2 separate regions of the Homo sapiens genome follow, and region 2 is linked to region 1. Evidence: chromatin loops called from intact Hi-C (ENCODE). Cell type or tissue: prostate gland. All regions are shown on one strand. Each heading gives the region's core, and the rest is flanking DNA. Links, peaks and the distances in the headings are about the cores only.

Region 1 (2,500 bases), core at 1-2,500:
TCCTCAATTCAGTGCAAAATGTTCTCATCAAGTCTAGAGTCAACACGATGCACCTGGGAAGATAAAAGAAACCCAGGTGATCAAACTGACGTAGTGTAATTGCTAGAAACAAATAGAATAAGGTTCAATAAGACAGCATAGAGAAGTCTGCTTTACAAAGAAAAGTAGGTGATACTGATACATGATATTGGCAAAATACATAGGAGAAAAAGGATCAGAGGGCTTAATAAATCACAAGATGATTTGTTAAACTGAAACGGTGCTCTTATTAAAAAGATCACAGTCATACTAATCCATGGACCCTGGACCCAACAGACTCTTTTCTTTCGAAGGCCAATTTCTGAGCAGTCAATAGACCCACCACAGGGTGAGTCCAGTGAAGTCATTGGGATGGCTCAACCACTGCTTATTTCTCTGGCAGCTATCATGTTGATAGAAAGAAAAATAAATGGAGTGATTTAAAGCAAATAAAACTTTTAGACTCCCAAACAAATAAAAGCACCTCCAGAATCTCAGAGGATATCCATAAACAAAGGTAATGAGTAGCCAAAAAACTGTGAAGTAGTTCTCCTCTATAAATTTGGCATGTCCTACCATATTATTTTCTTGGAATTTATACCCCAAAGCAGGGGGAGGATGTTAGAGAAAAGGCTATAAGAAAATAATTTAATGCCTGTGAAGACAGATTAGAAAAATTAGAATTAGCAAAGAGACTGTTGAATGAGTTATTTATGACTTACTAGGCAAGGAGACCACTCTGGGCACTCTGGATGGTCTTGGCCAATAAGACAATTATCATGTACCATTATAACTTCCTTCTTTAGATGTGCGAGGGTCTCCTTTAAAATGTAAATGCCCCAAAAGAAGGAATTTTTTTAATTGTTTTTTACTTTTTTAAAAAAAATCTACTTACTAACACCTTTAACAGGGTCGACTGACAGCCAACTGAGACCAAGAAAGAAATTCAGAGTTGGTGTCTAGGGGTAGAGTAATCCAAAAGAAAAAATGGCTGGGCGTCTGGACTTGGACTCTGGTGTTGACACACTGGCTGTCTATGTAAGAGGACAGGGCCTTAAAAGGAGGCAAAGAAAATTCCATTTTGGAGACAGCTATTAATTGCTTCCCAAGGGAGGTCTTTGGCACTAAGTCAGAGTCTCTTTTGCGAAGAGTGTTTAGGTGTGCTAATAGCAGAATGGAGCGGGGCAGGGGACTGGAGGCAGGGGGCAGGGGGCAGGGCCACATGATCTCTGAGGGCCGTCACCAAAACTGACACCACATTGTGGATTTGACTGGGCTCTAGCCACTTGAGAACATTGATGCATCTTCCCTTTAGAGTACACCTCAGTGCAACAGCTGGCTTCCCTCTCCTGTTGCCAGTGATACTCAGGTCTAGCTTTGGCTCATGTGAAGGAGTTGGAGCTGTTCCCAGGCTCCAGCTTGCTGGCAGCTTCATGCACAAGAAACATGCCAGTCGGAAGGGTGAACCTTGAACAGCAGCTTGCCTGGCAGCTTAACATACCATCCTGTTGTCTTCCATAGGTGATTAAAGCCATTGAGGAAGGCTATCGGTTACCCCCTCCAATGGACTGCCCCATTGCGCTCCACCAGCTGATGCTAGACTGCTGGCAGAAGGAGAGGAGCGACAGGCCTAAATTTGGGCAGATTGTCAACATGTTGGACAAACTCATCCGCAACCCCAACAGCTTGAAGAGGACAGGGACGGAGAGCTCCAGGTCAGCCATGCTTACTTAATAGTGATGTATGAAAGAACACATTAGAGGAGGCAGGCAAGTGGTGACTCACTTAAATTCCTGCCTTTTCATCAGAGGCCACTTCATGGCTCTCTGCAACCTGGGTGGCTTCTTTCTCAATTAGTAGAGTATTTCAGGTAGTTCTATTCAGCATTTTGAATAACTAATACCTGTCAGGCATCAAATAGTTATAAGGAAAAAACTTTAAAAAATAATAATAGTAGGAAAGAAATAACTGAAGTGCCTATTTTAGGATGCCAGGCCTGAAATTTAGGAAGAGGGGTGAAATGTACTTTTAGAAGACGTTCAGATCAGTAGGTGCTATATTTTGAAATGGGGCAGGAACACTGGAATAGTAAGAAATAAAGATTAGAAAACAGGTCTTTAAGCACGGCAATTTTAAGTTGATTTATAAAGTGTTAATTGTAAGAAAGAGATTCATTAGGTTTCAGTTCTTCTGGTTTCCCTTTTCTGAGTCTTTCAGAGTAGGAGGAAACAGGGCCAAGATAGGAAATGATTGAGTTATAAAGCATGCAGATGAATGTTTGGGAAGGATTTTAAAGACCAAAATGATTGGACCACCTGAAAGAGGTAGTTATTTTCTTGGAATGAGCAAAATGAAGAAGTATATCAGTCTGTAGAGAACATAAAGATACTATAAGTCCTACAAGTTCAGTGAGAACTTTCTACATGGAGAATGGACTTTACTGGTATAAGACTCAGGATACCTACATATCAGTAGTCTCATC
Region 2 (7,519 bases), core at 3,009-5,508, 230 kb after region 1:
AAATAGAAATGCAGAGAGATTACCAGACTTGACCAAGATTATACATCCAATAATGACAGAAATGCAGCTAGTTTTCTAATATCTTTTGGCATTTAATTCTCCTTCAACTATATTATGTAGAGTTTGTCCCATATGCTATGGATTTGATACTATTTTATGAAAAATTTTCATGTTCACAATTGGTCCTTTGGGGAATGAATATCTTCATATTTGAAAAGTCCTTTATTAGGATTTTTATTCATATAAAACCAAGATGTAAAATTCAGGCCCAAGAAGTCAGACAGTTGTGCAGGATAGAGAAATATTTTTTGGAGTAGGAAGTTATGCTAATTGAGTTTTTACTTTTAGAAGGACGAGGTAGGTTCTCGTGCTCCCAGGACTTGGGCAGGGAAGAACAAGGGAACAGGCGCTTAAGTCAGAGAGGGCATTAGAACCATATAGCATGACCTCAGATTAGGTATTGAATGAAAAGATAGCCAGTAGGGGTGTTTGTGGATCAGGTAGGGTTTATGGACTGTAGGAGCACAGTATTTTATATGGAGCTTTAAATTTGCCCTTCCTGCATGACTTCTTTCTTGTGTGATCCTCAGATTGTCAGAAAAAAAGAATAAAGTACTAAACTTTATGTAGCTTTGGATTAGCAGTTTCTTTAGAATGAAGAATAAAGTCTCATTCTTACTTTATCCGATGGTGCTGGAGATGGCACCAATCTATGGAAACACTGACCAGATACCCAAAGGAAACGAAAAGAGGACACAAGAGTGACTGATTAGGGTGAGAGGTGGCAGGTAGGTTATTCATGTCCAGGAATTCATTCACATATAGATACACCTATGCCTTTATTTGTCTTGTATAAATAAGCTATATAAGGACTTATATGTGTGTGTGTGTTTGCTATTTAATTTGGACATTAAAAGTGAACCCCTAAATCTGGAAAATTTAGGATACTAGAATTAACAATCACCTGTAATGGAGAAGGAAATGATCAGATGTATATTTAAGAAAGAAACTCCAGAAGCAAGGTGAAAAGTGCTTTGGAGAGAGAGGTATGGGAGGTAACCAGTTAGGAGACTCTTGTAAAAGGACCTGTACTAGGGCAGGGCCATGAGGTTCAAAGAAAGGAGAGAAGCATCAAGTACTTCAGAGAGTTTGGGAACCTCCTGGATCTGGAAGATGAAGAGGAGCGCTGTTTCCTAGAAACACAGGCTAAAACAGCTTTGTCATGTTTTCATGTGAGGGATATTTGATTCTCTGCTAACAGAGGCAAAGCAATTTGTTACTCATGATGTTCAAGTTTCTACCTAATCTGTCATTGACCGGTCTAGAACAAGGCCAGGTTCCTTAAACACCCTGTGAAGCTGAGTGAGAATATATATTTGAGGTTTGTGTGCCATTACTTACCCCTGGTGAATTTCAGAAGTCACTCTGCCAGCATTCTTAAGCAATCCTACACTTGACCTCTATGTCCCTATTCAGGCTGCCATTTGTCTCCTGAGCTATCCATCTTGAAGCCCAATTTTAGAGAAATATCATGTTTTATTCTCTAAAGGCAGTGCTGTCTAATAGAACTTTCTGTGATGAAGACAATGTTCAATATCTGTGCTGCCCAATAATGTAGCCACTAGCCCCACGTGGCTAGGGAGCACTTGAAAGGTGCCTAGCGAAACTAAGGAGTTGATTTTTAATTTAATTTAAATTTACATTAAGTAGCCCCATGTGACAAGTGGCTGTCGCATTGCGTGGTACAACTCTAGATCCTGATATCCAATATCCTACTCAAACCGTGGGAACCTAAGAATTTTGGTTTGGGATGAGGAGATTACATATTTTTTATTGCTTCTTCTTTTTTTTTTTTTTTTTTTTTTGACAGAGTCTCACTCTGTCATCCAGGTTGGAGTTCAGTGGTACGATCTCAGCTCACTGCAACCTCCACTTCCTGGGCTCAAACAGTACTCCCACCTCAGCCTCCTGAGTGGCTGGGACTACGGGCATTCACAACCATGCTTGGCTAATGTTTCTATTTCATGCAGAGACAGGGTTTCACCATGTTACCCAGGCTGGTCTTGAACTCCTGAGCTCAAGAGATCTGCCCGCTTCAGCCTCCCAAATTGCTGGGATTACAGGTGTGACCCATCACACCCAGCCTTCACATTTTTCTAGTCCACATGAATCTGTGGATGTGTCAGGCACTAGCATCTGGCCCTGCTATCGTTATTATATGAGTTCCTTCCAGGAATCATGCTGGCAGGCTGGATTAATTAACACTGTACAAGTAAAGAAGCTGGAAGTAACTAATTACATGAATTTGAGTAGTAGTTCAGATTAATTTTTTTTAAATTACATCATAAAACTTTGATGTTTAGCAAGTTTACCAGTAGAAGAAATCTAGATTCAATGCTCTTCGCCTTATGCGCTGGATTCATGTTTGAGTCGCATCTATTTAGATGGACCTTCTTGACTCTTCATGGCTATTGATGCAATTTTATTGTCTGGCAATGATTTTGACTCCTCATCTTCTGGACAAGCATGGAATAAGCTTAAACTCACTGGCTCTATGTAGACCTTTCCAGCTATCACACAAAAACTTACCTACCTGAAGTGGCAGTCTCTTGAAATCTTGTCATATGTTTGGCTACTTTTTAATTTTACTTGTGCTAAGATGTTAATAGGTAACCATTGTTTCATCACTGTCAGATAGTATATTAGTATTCTAGAGCAATAGCCTTTAGTGTCTGGAGCCAAAGAAGAGACTAATAGGAAGAGTTCTAGTTTTCTCTGATTGGCAACTGAGCTGTGTAAAAGCAGAGGGCAATATGAGAAAATTCAACTCATTAAATATTTAGAATATGACAATGACATGGAAAACTTTGAGGTAGAGAAAAATGACTCCTCTTTTTTGTGCCAAGTAAGTCACAGGGCAAGTCCTCTCCTATCGTAAAGTTAAGTCTAATAATATCTGCAATTCATTGGACCTTTTAAGAACTTCAAAGTATGGAGTAATTAAATCCTGGTGTTTTGATTGAATATATATTTTTTAAATTCTAAACTATTCAAGCAAAGAGGTAGGGACATTTGCTAACTTTATGGTTTGTGTACCCACACACATCCACACATATATGTATATATAAAAACATATGCATGGCTGGGCATGGTGGCTCATGCCTATAATCCCAGCAGTTTGGGAGGCTGAGGTGGGCTGATTACTTAAAGTTAGGAGTGGGAGACCAGACTGGCCAACATAGCGAGATCTAATCTCTACTAAAAACACAAAAATTAGCCGGGCATTGTGGAGCATGCCTGGGTGACAGAGCGAGACTCTGTTTAAAAAAAAAAAAAACATATGCATGTATCTATGTGTGGATGGGTATGTGTGTGTGTGTGTGTGTGTGTGTGTGTGTGTGTGTATTTTCCCCCACCCCAATAGCAGGTAACTATAGGGAGTGTATTGTTCCCTTTGCTGAGAGTTCATGAGTTTTACCATTTGCTGGTTGTGCAACCTTGGGGCAAATCTCAATCTCTGTCAGCTTCAATTTTCTTACTTATAAACTAGGAGTAATGATACTTCTGAGGATTATCAAGAAAATTAAATGTTAGTAATACATGAGAAAACAGTAAAATAGGAAGCCATTTAAGGTCAACAGATTTGATGGGGGGTGAGGTGAGAATTGCTCTTTCTCCAACATGATTATGAGGGCTTGAGCTGATGTCTGATTTGACAAATGCACTAAGAAGCATATGGATACATTTTCCTGACAGATGGCTGATAAATTTTACGCTGCACATGCATGACTTTCTATGGAGTTGCTTTAGCTCAAAGAGCCTCTTTCAGGAATCTTTATGGGGCTAAACTACGTTAGGTGAACCTCAGCAAACAAAGAGCCTGAGGCTTGAACCTAATGCAAACAGTTGCACGGACGTTCAGTATGCTGAGTGTAAATAACATCTTGAATGCCACCAAATGTCAATACCGATGCTTGATGGTATGGCATAAATTCAGCTTTAATTGAGCAGAGCTAAATCCAACCAAATGGACCTGTTTATATCCTCAAATACTGAAATGAAGCCTAAATAATGAAGATTTTATGCTTTGTGTTTGGGATGTCCCCATATATGAAATATATATATATATATATGTATATATGAAGAGAAGTATATATATATATATACTTCCTTAGTCTGACAGTTCTTATCGACTTGAGAACAAAGTCTTAAGTAAACAGCCATCCTCAGATACCAGCTGTTCCAAGGGCTACTCTACCGCACAGGGGAAGGGTGATTTATGCACAAGGAGAAATTGTTTATATTATGTGGCAGTGTGTCCCTGCTCCATAAAAAATTAGTAACCAAATCCATCTATAACAACCTTAAAAAATAACATGGGTTCACAGGAGGTTCAGTTGCTGGGTGCTAGCACATTTATGGCTTCAAATAGATAATCCAGGGGATTTAAACAGACTGCTGAAAATGACTATTATAAGGTGTTCCTGGAGTAAAGTGCTGGAGTTGAGCACTTTAAACAACTGTTTTCAGGCACAAAATCAAATACACTCTGCCTGTTGATTTCTAGCCAGGTGTCTGATATTAAATTATATATATATATGAAATATATATATATTTATATATAAAATATATAAAATCTGAAAGAATATTGCAGCTGATGAACAATAAAGATTTTCATTGTAAAATGGAGATGTTGGGAGATAGGAGGTTGCTGTTCTATTTTTTTTTTTATTTCAGGAGATGAATTGCAATCTCTTTGCCACAAAATCCAAATCTAGTCATTAAAACTCTGATTTTCAAAAGAAGCTCTTGCATGCATATATGCATATGGCTTAGATAGAGCTGAAATTCTTGATTTTCCACTCAGGTTCTTTCTCCCTTGTTCTGTAATGGATCAAGGTGAGAAGAGTTGTTTATGATCTTTATAAGTGGTACCATGTAAGCATGGATTTACTATCATGCTGCACTTAACTGCCTCTTCTGTAGGCTAAATAGCCTAGTTCTACAAACCTTCCCCTAAGTGTAGATCATTTTCAACTGTTTAATAGCTATCTTTGTTGCTTTCCACTGAAGGATTTCCAAATTATTTCCACCCTTCTAACGTTTTCATCATCAGTAACATTGCATCTGTGAAGTAAATGTTCTGCTGGGCACTGTGCCAGATTTGATTGCGAATGTCTTCTACCTGTTCCACAAGCTTTAGGGCCATGTTACAAACAACACAAATGAGATCAATACATTTAATAACACATTGACAATGCATGGCCTTTGATTCAGGCAGAGAGAAAGACATAGGCATTGCCTGGGTCTTTTTATCTTGTTTTACCTATTTCCATTAATGATTTTGCTCATTCATCAAGGCTCTTTTGTTAGTTATTATTTGGAGGGTTGTCACTGAGTTTTAAATTCAGTCTAAAGATATATTTGAAATCCACTCAGTTTCAGCCATATGGGTTGGAAGAGAAGACTTTGAACTATCATCAGGACTATATGAGGGTCATTATCCAAGAATTAGGAACCAGAACACCAATGGAAGGGGGAGTGGACACTTGTGCAGCTGTATCCTGGGTTTTAGTGGACACTCCAGGGCCATATATAAGTCAGGAAGATGATGTGAAAACCAGAAGATCCAGGTATTGGAAAAGGTGGTATAAAAACCAACTAACCACTAACAACATTAATAACAACAACAAAACAAAAATAGAGGTAATTATAGATTAATCAGACAGAACACCTCTCAAGGCAGCTGTTGAGTAACAGCTCTTCCCTATCCTGGGTTTCCTTTTGCGGGTGGCACTGGCTCTCTGGTGAGGTCAGTTCAGGGACCAGGTGCAGGCTGATCTAAGGCTTGCACCTGCATTCATTATGAGGAAGTAAAGAAATAACCCTGAGGGGAAGAACTCTCAGTTCAGAGATGTGAAAACCTGGTTTTAAATAATGAATATTCATTATTAAACCAATAACCTGATTTGGTAGACTTCCCCATCCTCATACAGTGACCTCCAGGAAGTTTAAGCCACATTTACACATCAGTGATCGCATTGAGGGAGAACTCCTCAGCCTGTACATCTGTACTTTCTTTGTTTTCACTCATCTTTATACTCATATGTACATTTTCTCTAGTTCTGGTTTTGCATCCTTATTTATATTTTCCCATATTGATAGCAGGGGTTCTTGTGCTTCACATTATTTACAAAAGAAGACAGGGAACAAATAAGTAAATGTCTGCATCCATAAAGCAAAAGCATTGAGTGGATCGTAAAGCCTTGCTGCTTTGTGTATTCTACCTGTTGTGATATTTACTTCCCAATATCTGTCTAGGTGGGCAAAATTCACAATCTACATAAGAATGAAATGAACTTGTTCTCTTGAAATTTTCTTACTTCCCTAAGCATGAAATAGAAGTACACCTTGTTTTCCTTCAGTGAAAACTCAAGTGTAGTCTGGTTGCCGTCTCTTTGAACAGGCAAGAATAACATGTGTTTTGGATCAGATGCCTCTCATGTGCATTCTTGAGGATCCTTGGTAACCTTAAGGAACAGAAGCAGTTTTAAACTTAGGCTCATAAACTGAGAGTCACACTGTCATGTGGTAGGCATGGTTCCTTGTGATCAAGGACTTTGATAGGTAGCTCTATACTAATTCTGTTCTGCAGTACCGCTAATACGTAAGTAGGATCTGAAATTGAACCCTAGACGCATTCTGATGATGCATTGAAACTGTCTTTTTAAGTCTCCGGAAAATTTTATTTTCCCGTGTTGGATGGGGAATAGTCACAAAGAGATACAATTTGAGTCTTCTGCGGCTATGCCATTCAACATTTTAATCCAAACATCCCTTTTTCCTTATCCTCCCAGAGAAAGCATTCTTTTGGAGAGTAATGAACGAAATGAATAGTGGAGATGACATGAAATATCTTCTTAGAAAATTATCCTTATTCTTCTGTTGAGAGTCCAGGATTTGCAGTTCAAAGACATGGGTTCTAGTCCTGGTTCCCACTATTATGTACTCTGTGATTTTATACAAGACATTGAAATTCTTTGAGCTTAATTTTCCTCATCTGTAAAATGGCAATAATGATTCCCTTTTGGCCTGGTGAGGAGCTGTTGAGATAATTTATACAAAGGTTAATGATCTAATCTTCTATGCACCTAAGCCATGGACTCCCATGCTCATGCCTTTGACCTCGTAAGACCTCCTGTCCACCAAATCTATCACCATCTCACTCTCAGTTATTCTATTTTGTGTTTTCATTTGCTTTAAAAAAAAAACACACACAAACAGATAAGACTCTATTGTCTGTAATTACAACACTTTCTTGCAAATATAACTCCTTTGCCAGGCCAGGCATGATGGCTCACGCCTATAATCCTGGCACTTTGGGAGGCCAAGGTGGGTGGATTATTTGAGGTCAGGAGTTGGAGATCAGTCTGGCCAACATGGTGAAATGCCATCTCTATTAAAAATACAAAAATTAGCCAGGGCTGGTGGTGTGTGCCTGTAATCTCAGCTACTTGGG

Evidence for each region. Peaks named below come from ENCODE experiments on the same cell type or tissue, not always from the same donor. Only the 100,000 strongest peaks of a DNase experiment are listed, where the experiment ranks them.
Region 2: it touches region 1 in a loop (3-fold over the local background); 1 of 110 quality-filtered maps calls a loop at or near these places.

The regions. Positions count from the first base shown.
Region 1 is chr2:221,429,191-221,431,690 of GRCh38, reverse strand. It overlaps EPHA4 (EPH receptor A4), which reads left to right. Exons shown (of 18, transcript NM_004438.5): 15 at 1,540-1,733. Among named protein-coding and RNA genes, the nearest start is that of EPHA4, 140 kb to the left of the region's middle. In prostate gland, for the core only: no CTCF peak of the experiment used is centred there; a DNase peak (open chromatin) is centred at 1,420.
Region 2 is chr2:221,201,687-221,209,205 of GRCh38, reverse strand. No RefSeq gene overlaps it. Among named protein-coding and RNA genes, the nearest start is that of EPHA4, 370 kb to the left of the region's middle. In prostate gland, for the core only: no CTCF peak of the experiment used is centred there; no DNase peak of the experiment used is centred there.